Regions from separate parts of the Homo sapiens genome. Here region 1 is linked to region 2. Evidence: chromatin contacts called from ENCODE Hi-C or POLR2A ChIA-PET data. All regions are on one chromosome and are shown on one strand. The core of a region is the stretch at or near the end of the contact, and the rest is flanking DNA. Distances in the headings are between cores, read along the strand shown. Region 1 holds the start of LOC388282 (a long non-coding RNA gene). Region 2 holds the start of CFAP263 (cilia and flagella associated protein 263).

What was found. A loop is a pair of places that touch in the nucleus more often than their neighbours do. ChIA-PET counts read pairs that join two places held with the same protein, here RNA polymerase II (POLR2A). Pooled maps may share reads with other maps.
Region 1: a loop to region 2 is called in a pooled map, with 6 times the contacts of the local background. The contact joins the enhancer-like site here to the promoter of CFAP263 in region 2. A Hi-C loop is called at or near these places in 1 of 37 single-sample maps with no recorded cell type and 6 of 50 pooled maps. POLR2A ChIA-PET finds 5 or more read pairs at or near these places in 2 of 52 experiments (PC-9 and activated CD4-positive, alpha-beta T cell).

Annotation. Positions count from the first base shown.
Region 1 is chr16:57,805,738-57,810,899 of GRCh38, reverse strand. It overlaps LOC388282 (a long non-coding RNA gene), which reads right to left and starts at 381. Exons shown (of 4, transcript NR_169553.1): 1 at 116-381. It also overlaps a transcript of KIFC3 not described here. RefSeq lists enhancers at 167-226, 287-346, 537-666. Within about 2 kb of position 3,174, at least 5 of the 41 ENCODE cell types and tissues checked have a DNase peak (open chromatin) inside an H3K27ac peak, as active enhancers do; they include PC-9, where a contact is called at or near this core.
Region 2 is chr16:58,247,856-58,252,444 of GRCh38, reverse strand. It overlaps CFAP263 (cilia and flagella associated protein 263), which reads right to left and starts at 2,509. Exons shown (of 9, transcript NM_014157.4): 1 at 2,330-2,509. The coding sequence starts at 2,430. LOC105371293 (a long non-coding RNA gene) reads left to right here and starts at 2,586. Exons shown (of 4, transcript XR_933630.2): 1 at 2,586-2,778; 2 at 3,041-3,352. RefSeq lists a silencer at 2,199-2,678.

The DNA.
Region 1 (5,162 bases), core at 1,925-4,424, 440 kb after region 2:
GGTACCCACCATCTCTGGCACTCCAAGCTATCTTCCCACAGCAGCCCCTACACATCCATAGGCCTTCCACTGGCCTCAGTCTCTCCATCTGTACAATGGGAATAATAACACCTACCACACATGTTGTTGCGGGGATTGAATGAAAGCAAAGGCAATCCTGTGTGTAAAGAGTTTTTCCCTTTGCCTGGCATGAAGCTGTCCCTCAGCCCATTGCTGAAGTTGAATTAGATTAAATTCCCGTCCTGGCATTCAGGGCCCTGCACATTCTGGTTGTCTGGGGTGGATGGAAGTTTGTCCCTCCCCTCCCTTGGAAGGTGGCAGATGGAAGCCACTGGAACCGCAGGATCCTTGCTGCTTCCTCTCGGTCACCTGGAAGCTGGTGGTGTCAGCGGGGCGGGCGGGAGGTTGACACTGGTGGCGATGACTCAGCACTGAGAGCTGTGGGAGTCTAGTTAATCAGCAGCGTCAAAACTTCCTGTTGCTGTTTGCAAACAAGGGCCACCCCCAGAGGAGGAGGACCAGAGCTAGGGGAGAGGCTGCGCACCACAGAACCTCAGCAAAGCGAAGCTACAGTTTAAAGGCAGCAGCAGCAGTGGTGCTAAGAGTTCAGCAGGTGGTCAGGGGCTGTGGCTATGGCTTTCCAGGAGCACGTGGCTTCCCTTATGGCCCCTGTCCCCATCTCCCCACCCAGGAGGAATTTTTTTTTCCCCCAGTAGTAGCTGATTGACTTACTGCAAGGAGCCCCAGTGAAGTGCCAGGGTGTGAGAGCAGGAATCATGGTGGTGGCACCAGATGAGACTCATCCGTCTAGGATGGGCCAGAGTGTTGGACCGCGGGGTACTGAGGCGTTCCAGGACTGACCTCAGAAGATCTCTGAGGGCTTAACAGCAGGCAGGGATTGGGAGCACTGAGTCAGTGCTCTCAGCCCCACCTGGCCTGGCCCAGCAGACAGAAACACTCCCGGCCTGAGCACCTGGCAGAAGAACCAGATACGCCCCTCTGGTGACAGCCATCGCTCAGATATCTTTATATATGCCTCATGCCTCCCAGGAGAACCAGCCAGGGCGAGAATTCCAGATCCAAGAGAAAAACTGTAAATTAGCGTGAAAAGTAGTTCTCGTCAAAAAATGCTGCCAACGACAGTGTAAATTTGGTACAGGCCTTCTGAGGGGCAATCTGGCAACATGTTTAGAAAGTGAAAAAAAAATGCTCAGACTCTTTATTCAGAAAGATTTTTTATGAAATTGACAACCTCTCTTCTCCCTTCCCTCCCCACACCAGGGAATGAACGGGCTGTGTGGGTGGCAATGGTGACAGCAATGCTGTTTATAAAAGTGACAAAAATGGGAGCTACTCAAATATCAGACCCTACGGAATGGCCAGCTCAGTCAGGGCACAGGCTCTCAGTGGAATATTATGCAGCCATTTAAAATAGTTTTTTGCTGGGTGCAGTGGCTCACAGCTGTAGTTCCAGTACACGGGAGGCTGAGGTGGGAGGACTGCTTCAACTCAGGAGTTTAAGGCTGCAGTGAGCTCTGATCATGCCACCTCACTCCAGCCTGGGTGAGAGAGCGAGACCCCAACTCTAAATAAGTGAATAAATGAAATACTTTTCAGCCATTTTTATTGAGTGCTAGGTGCGCCCCAGACACTGGAACCTCCATTCTGAATGTGACCTTGGCTTTATCCTATGATGTCTGCACTTCAGAAAAATGTAGGCATTAGCAGGAAAAAGTGACATGGAAAATGCTTATTATAATAATTAAAAAAAATTTAGAGATGGGAGTCTTGCTATGTTGGCCAGGCTGACCAACTCCTGGGCTTAAGCGATCCTCCCACCTCTGCCTTCCAAGAAGCTGGGACTACAGGCATGAGCCACCACACCCAGCACTTACATGATTCAAAGTAAGAAAAGGCAGAGTAAAAAATTCTATCCGGTCTTTGCCTCCCACTATAACTGCAGCTTGTGTTTGCAGAAATGCCAATTGTGTGCCAGATGCTGGGCTGAGGGTGCTATGTGCTTGCTCCAATTTACATCTCACCATAACTCAATGGGTTAGACACTAGCCCTACTCTCATTTTCACAGGAGGAAACTGAGGCACAGCAGAAGTGACTGAGCCAGTGAATGAGCTCAAACCCAGGTCTGCCTGGCCTCAGAACCACCTTTAGCCATCTCTCTATACTGTCTCTCCTTAACACAGAAATGACATCAGCTCAAGGTCAGATACTGGAAAGAAAAATCTGGGCCAATGACAATAAGTGAAGGGTGGTGGGATTTGGTGTTTTAGTTTTTGTGTTTTTCCTCTCTCTCTTGGTTTCTATTAGATTTGTGCAGAAAAAAAAAAATTTTAAGTTCAAAAACAAAAACTGCCACCTAGAATTTGCAGCAGGTGGGGAGAAGTGAATGAGGAAGTGGGGAAAAATGCGAAGGATGTTAATAACGCATGTGCTGGTTTAGAACCCGGAGCTATAACAATTTAGGAGCAAGGAGAGAAGCGGCAGAACACTTAGCAAGGAGGAGCCCGGCGGCTTCTGGAGGATGGTGGGAGGATCCTCGGGCTGAGAGGCGGGCCGGGGGCGGGGCTTATTTGGCCCGTGCTACTCTCAGGGCGGTTATTGCTAAATCTTTTTATTACCTGGTGCTTACGTCCATTATCTCCTCAATGTTTGCATTCCTCTCATTTTTTTAAGACTACAGGAAATGATAAAAGGGGAAAAAAAACCTCACAAAGCCTCCGTTTGCTTTTAGCCTTGGAGTGCTAGGAGGGAGGGAATCTCCGCCAAATTCCTCCTTGAGTCATAAGGCTTTAGGTTCCCCTAAACTGAGAGTTAGGGGAGAACTGTCGAGTTCAGTCTTTTTGGCCAATGCAGAAAGGCAGCCACCATTTGGATTTTAAAGCAAGGTGGTTTCCTTTTTATTTTCTAGTCCTCTTAGAAGGTTTTTTTTTTTTTTTTTTTTTTTTTTTTTTAAGACAGGATCTTGCTCTGTTGCCCAGGCTGGAGTACAGTGACACGATCATAGCTTACTGCAGCCTCAAACTCCTGGGCCCACGCCATCCTCCCGCCTCAGCCTCCTGAGTAGCTGGGACCACAGGCCTGTGCCACCGCGCCTGGCTTGTTGTTTTGTAGAGACAGGGTCTCAATATGTTGTTCAGGCTGGTCTAGAACTCCTGGCCTCAAGCGATCCTCCTGTCTCATGAGCCACTGTGCCTGGCCGGCAAGGTGATTTTCTTGGGGGAAAGATTGCCTTGGTTCTCTGAAAATGGGAGAACTGTTTTCCCCTGTTAATACAGCTTCTAGAAAGGAAGGGACACAGGGAGCAGGAAGGTGAGAGGGAGAGAAAAGAGTGAGAAAAGTACCATTAGTTTAAATATCACTTGAACACCTAATGCTTGCTGAGCTGGGTCTAGAGCAGACAAGGATGACAGGAATTTACAGTCCAGTCAAGGGACATCCAAGACCACCACCTCTCCATGCCCACTGAGGAGCCTGGCTTCCTGAGAGCTTGCAGCTGTGAGCCTTGTGCCAGACCCCCTGAGGTGCTCAGGGTGAGTCATGTGCCCAAGACCTGCAGTTGGTGACATGCAAAGCTGGAAACCAAATTCATGCTTATGGGGCTGGGTGCAGTGCCAGGCTCTTCACCTCCAAGAGCTCTTCCACGGGGTTTTTTTTTTTCTTTTTTTAGACAAAGTCTTGCTCTGTTGCCCAGGCTGGAGTGCAGTGGCATGATCTTTGCTCACTGCAACCTCCACCTCCTGGGTTCAAGCAATTCTCCTGCCTCAGCCTCCTAAGTAGCTGGGATTACAGGCGCCCACCAGCACATCGGGTAATTTTTGTATTTTTAATAGAGATGGGGTTTAGCCATGTTGGCCAGGCTGGTCTCGAACTGCTGACCTCAGGTGATTGCCCGCCTCAGCCTCCCAAAGTGCTGGGATTACAGGCGTGAGCCACCACGTCCAGCCTCCTCCGTAGTTCTTTCTGCGGTGCTCATGATGAATGATTTCAGAGGGATTGGAAGATTGGAAGATGTGGATTCAAAAAAGCAGCTAATTGGGTCAGGATTACTTAATATGCGGCTCACTCCAGAATGAGTTTCTCCAACTTCAATAAATGTTCTGTTACCCAGAAGCATGAGAGGACACACTTTTCACAGCTGCAGGGCACTCCTTCCTGACCACATGGAAATAATTGCTAAGGAGCCTTCTCTTACTTCCTTTTGGTAGAAATTATCATTACTTTACATGGGAAGAAAGTCTGTTTGGGTACATTTCACGCACCTGTTCTTCCCTTCTGAATTCTATGGGATCTATGGATTTATTCAATGAACATGTCTGTGATACCAGGCCCTGAGCTGGGGTCAGCTGAGGATTTCCCTGTGATCAAGTAACGAAAGGGTCCTGTCCTGAAGGAGCAGATGGTATACACAGGAACGCCATCATGATCCAGGGTCGGGGATGCTGCAGGGGGTGAGTTGAGCCCGCCTGCTGGTGCCTGGGAGGGTCAAAGAAGGTGACCTCTAAACTTGAAGGAGGGACAAGCAGGTATGGAATTGGCCAGGTAAGGGTTAGTGGAGGCAGATGAGAATGGGGTGAAGGAGAGGGGCTTTCCAGGCAGGGAGGACAACATTTGCAAAGGCTCGGAGAAGACTTGATCTGAGGTTAAATCATTTAAAATGGGAAAATCATGTAAATCTTATCTGTGCTTTACTCTGGGTTGCTATGAGAATCAGATTAAACACAATCTGACTTTTCATTCCCCTTCTTTCCTTCCCTTTGGGGAGCAGAACTCTCAGGCTCTTGGCCACTTCTCTGACGAATGCCTGAGCAGTAAAGGGTTTCAGGCCCTCTGAACACAAAGATGGGTCAGGTGTGGTGGCTCATGCTTGTAATCCCAGCACTTTGGGAGGTTGAGGCGGGCAGATCACCTCAGGTCAGGAGTTCGCAAGCAGCCTGGCCAACGTGGCAAAACCCCGTCTCTACTAAAAATACAAAAATTAGGAGTTTGAAAGCAGCCTGGCCAACATGGCAAAACACCGTCTCTACTAAAAATACAAAAATTAGCTGGGCGTGGTGGCGCATGCCTGTAATCCCAGCCACTTGGGAGGCTGAGGCAGGAGAATTGCTTGAACCCAGGAGGCAGAGATTTCAGTGAGCCGAGATTG
Region 2 (4,589 bases), core at 1,260-3,759:
AATTCTCATAGGTTTCATCTTCAAGTATCATTGAACCCATGTGGGAGATTATTTCTGAATTACTATATATTATATATATACATATATATATTTTATTTGTTTAAGAGACAGGGTCTTACTCTGTTGCACTCACTGTAACCTGGAACTCCTGGGATCAAGCAATCCTCCTGCCTCAGCCTCCCAAGTAGCTAGGACTGCAGGTGCACAATGCCATGCCTGGCTAATTTATAATTTTTTTTGTAGAGGTGGTATCTTGCTATGTTGTCAAGGCTGGCCATGAACTCCTGGCCTAAAGTGATCCTCCCACCTTGGTTTCCCAAAGTGCTGAGATTATAGGCAATAATAGCCACTGTGCCCAACCTGAATTACTATATTCTTGAAGTTAAACACACCCACAATCTTCAGATGTTTCCTTTGGTTTGTTTTTCAGTTCTTTTATTTTCAGTACCCAATAGATGAAAAGTATCAACCAGAAGTTTATCATAAACTCTGGAAAACTTTGAACAGAGGAAGAGATAACATACCTAGTTTATCCTGTATATGCCAAGGTTATAACCTTTTTAACTTCTTAACTTCTCATACGTGTGTATGTGTGTGTGTGTTACACACACATATGTATGTATATGTATATGAGAGAGAGAACAGCTTTGATGTTTTCATGTGTTATTAATCTATTAGGTTGGTACAAAAGTAATTGCAGTTTTTGCTATTACTTTTAATAATTCCTGTTTGGCTGAATTTTAAGACTAGTGGGGCCAGGTGTGGTGGCTCACACCTGTAATCCCAGCACTTTGGGAAGCCGAGGCAGGTGGATCACCTGAGGTCAGGAGTTCGAGACCAGCCTGATCAACATTGTGAAACCCCATCTCTACTAAAAGTACAAGAATTAGCTGGGTGTGGTGGCAGGTGCCTGTAATCCCAGCTATTCAGGGGTCTGAGGCAGGAGAATCACTTGAACCTGGGAAGCAGAGGTTGCAGTGAGCCGAGATCATGCCATTGTACTTCAGCCTGGGCGACAGAGCGAGTGAGATTCCGTATCAAAAACAAAACAAAACAAAACAAACTAGTGGAAAAAGCTGAATGGAAAACACAATCTATCAAAGTAGCTTGCTTTTTCAGCATAGAGCATGCTCCAGGTGTATGTAGTCTGTGGAGTCACACCTGAGTTTGAATCCCAGCACTACCACTGACTGTGTGAACTTAGGGAAGTGACTTCACCTCTGCGTCTTTGTTTCCTTACCCACTTCCTAGGGTTGCAGTGTCATCATATAAGATCATATATGTAAATGCATGGTACATAGAAACACTCAAAAATGAGAGCTGTTAGTAATAATACCTCAGTTCTGACCTAAAGTATTTGTAGATGTATAGAAGTAACATCTATTCAGCTGCTAGAGCTAGGATATTCTGTGCAAGACCAGTAAGTTGTACAACTAATCTTAACTACATCATGGAATCTTTATATCCAATTTACTTGCTATAGTAGAATATATAAAGCAGACTGCAAAATAAAATAAAACAAAATAAACGCAGACTATCGGGCCATTCTTTACTGTCCATCTCCATGCTTATATCCAGGTTCAGGCACACATTGCCTCATACTAAAACCATCTCAATAGCTTGCTTTCTATTCTGCTGCCGTGTTAGTTTTATCATATAATTTTTTTTTTTTTTTTTTTTGAGACTTAGTCCCTCTCTGTTGCCCAGGCTGGGGTGCAGTGGCACAATCTCGGCTCACTGCAACCTCCGCCTCCCAAGTTCAAGTGATTCTCCTGCCTCAGCCTCCAGAGTAGATGGGATTACAGGCACGCGCCACCACGCCTGGCTAATTTTTGTATCTTTAGTAGATACGGGGTTTCACCATGTTGGCCAGGCTGGTCTCGAACTCCTGACCTCAAGCGATCCGTCCGCCTCGGCCTCCTAAAGTGCTGAGATTACAGGCGTGAGCCACCGCGCCCAGCCTTATCATAGAATCTTAGCATCAGAAAAGGGCTTAGAAGTCACCTGGTCCAAATTGCTGCTGTAGAATTGTGGATCGGCTAAGCACACCGTCTGGCATGAGAGAGACTCCTCCGGCTGAAACCCTCACTTCCCCAATTACCCTCTGGGCTTCTCACCACCGGCCCCATCCCCTCGCCCTACCACCCCGTTCTAGCTCCACCAACAGCTTGTTGGCTCAGTGGTGGTGGAGTAAGGAGTAAAGAGGAAAAGTCTCCCCAGTGCTCAGTGAGGGCTTGGATCTTCTCCATGCTGGTCCCCAAGTCCGAGGCCGCCCGGAGAGGAGGGCCTAGGAGGAAGAGGGGCGGCCCCCAGGCGCGGGCGGCGGTACCTGAGCTCCTCCACCAGCCCGCACAGCTGGATAACAGGCAGCTCCAGCTCCGACCCTTCATGGGAGTCGGAGAGGACGCTCTCGGACTCATCATCAGTCATCACTCTGCCGAAGCGGCCCCTGCCAATGCCGTGTGCCCAGGAGCTCCGGGTGCCGGCGGCCACGCGTCACTCCGGCTGCGACGCGGTGGCGCGTTGCCCGGGCGACCGGACGCGAGGAAAGGGGTGGGGCTTCCGGTGGCCCCTCCCCGCGCTGCCCCGCCTGTCTCCGTGCGGACCCAGCCAGGTTGCTGGCTTTGAGCGCACACCTAAGCGCGTTCAGTTTCACTTCTTTAACAATAACTCTTAAATTGATAGTAATAATAGCAGCTGCTGTTTCTCAGCCCTTACTGTGTCCTTGGCAGCGTGTTAAGCATAGTTTATGAAAACCTTCGCCACAACCTTGTAATGGTATCTATCAATCTCTCCATTCTCCCAATAAGGAAACTGGGGCCTAGAAAATTAACACGATTTATCATAGTGTCCTTCTTCCCCTGTCCCACTGGGAGGCCCCTGCTCTGTTCACCACCTGGTGCTTCCTACATGCTAACAGCAGCTCCTCTCAGATATTAACATCCTGCATTTCTGGAAGGAAAAAAACGTGGCTGATAAAAATGGGTATACATTCAAGAGACATCCCTAAATAGTTACTGAATATCTACTGTGTCCTTAGTATCCTAGGGGGAATGTCTGGAAAAGACCATTCTGATCTTCAAGGAGCTTCCAATTAAATGAGTGAAACAGCCTCTAAACAAGCCGCTGGAACCTGGGGTGATGACAGCAACATCATGCGTCACACTGTGCATCGTAGTCATCTCCTTAAATCCTCAAAACAATCTGGTACAGTTGGTATTATTGCCGTCATCTTACAGATCAGAAAACCAAGGAATGGAGTAGCTTAGGTTCCATTCCACTCAAGAATGGAATCAAGCTCCGGTGGAACCCAAAGTCCATGCTGTTAACTTCTACGCTGATGTGGGACATGGTAAGGATCAGGGAGGCAACACAGGAGCTCTCTCTCTGCTCCCCATGGGGATGAAAGAGGACAGAGGGCAGGACGGGGAGACTTCTCCTAGGGAGGGTGAACTCTGGATGTGCTTAGAAAGCAAGCTGTGATGAAGTGCTTGGGGAGCGGGTCAGCCCCCTTCCCCTGCAAGGGGCATGCATTAGCATTGACAGGCACTCCCTGGATCTGAGGGAGGGTTTTTGTTTTGCTGCTCAGGGTGCACAAGGTTGGGGCCAGAATAGAATCACTGGAGATGACAGCAGAGAGCTGGAGCCCTACCACCTTCTCTCTGGTGGTAGGCCTCTTTAGGTTCTAGGGACAATGCAGACCACATTTAGCAATACTTAATATGTCCATATACAAGGTGACACAAATGGATGCTATCCCCAGGTGACATAAATAGATGCCAGCTCCAAGTGAACCCAGAGCAAGAATGGGCTCTGTAGCAATTCGAGGCTATGATGCAAACAGCCCTGCCAACTGGGCTGTGTGATACAACAGACTCTATGGCATTGGGGGTGTCAGTGGTGAAAAAAGATGCAGCAGGAATCTTAAAGCAAGACCCAGCAGGAGAATCACAATAAAGGACCCAGGATTCTGAAACAAGACCATACAATCCACAGCAGAGAATTACGTGTCTTTTGAGAAATAACTCCTGGCCTGTTACTATACCCTGGTAGAGACAGAACGCTGGATATATGGGGTACCAAGTGACCATGCATCCAGTCCTGCCCTCTACCAGCTGAGTTATTAAGCAGGACAGGCCCAGCCTCAGTCCATTGCAAATGGAAATGGTTAATCCAGCATTGGGCTCCAGCAGGACCAGAAAGCATGAGTAAGCTGCATGAGCAGGTAGCCCAGACCAACATGGCACCCACCACATTTGCACCAGGATCCCTCCCCCAGCTCAAATTTATCACTATATTTGCAGGGGCTTGGGGAGTTCATGACCACCTGGAAGAGAAGGCAAAGGCTTGAGCTCAGTTTACAGATGGGCTGGCTTGGAAGCCAAAAATGGACAGTGGCTGCATTACAACCACTTCACGAAAGGTAGTGAAAGACAGTAGAGAGGGAAAGCTTCCCAACTGGCAGAGTTGTGAGTGGTGGTGTGGCTGGTCATCTATTTTGTGTGGAGAGAGAAATGGCCCCAGGGGACACATCTAATTGGAAACTCTGTTCTTTTTTTTTTTTGGAAGGGAGAGTTTATTTTTACTTT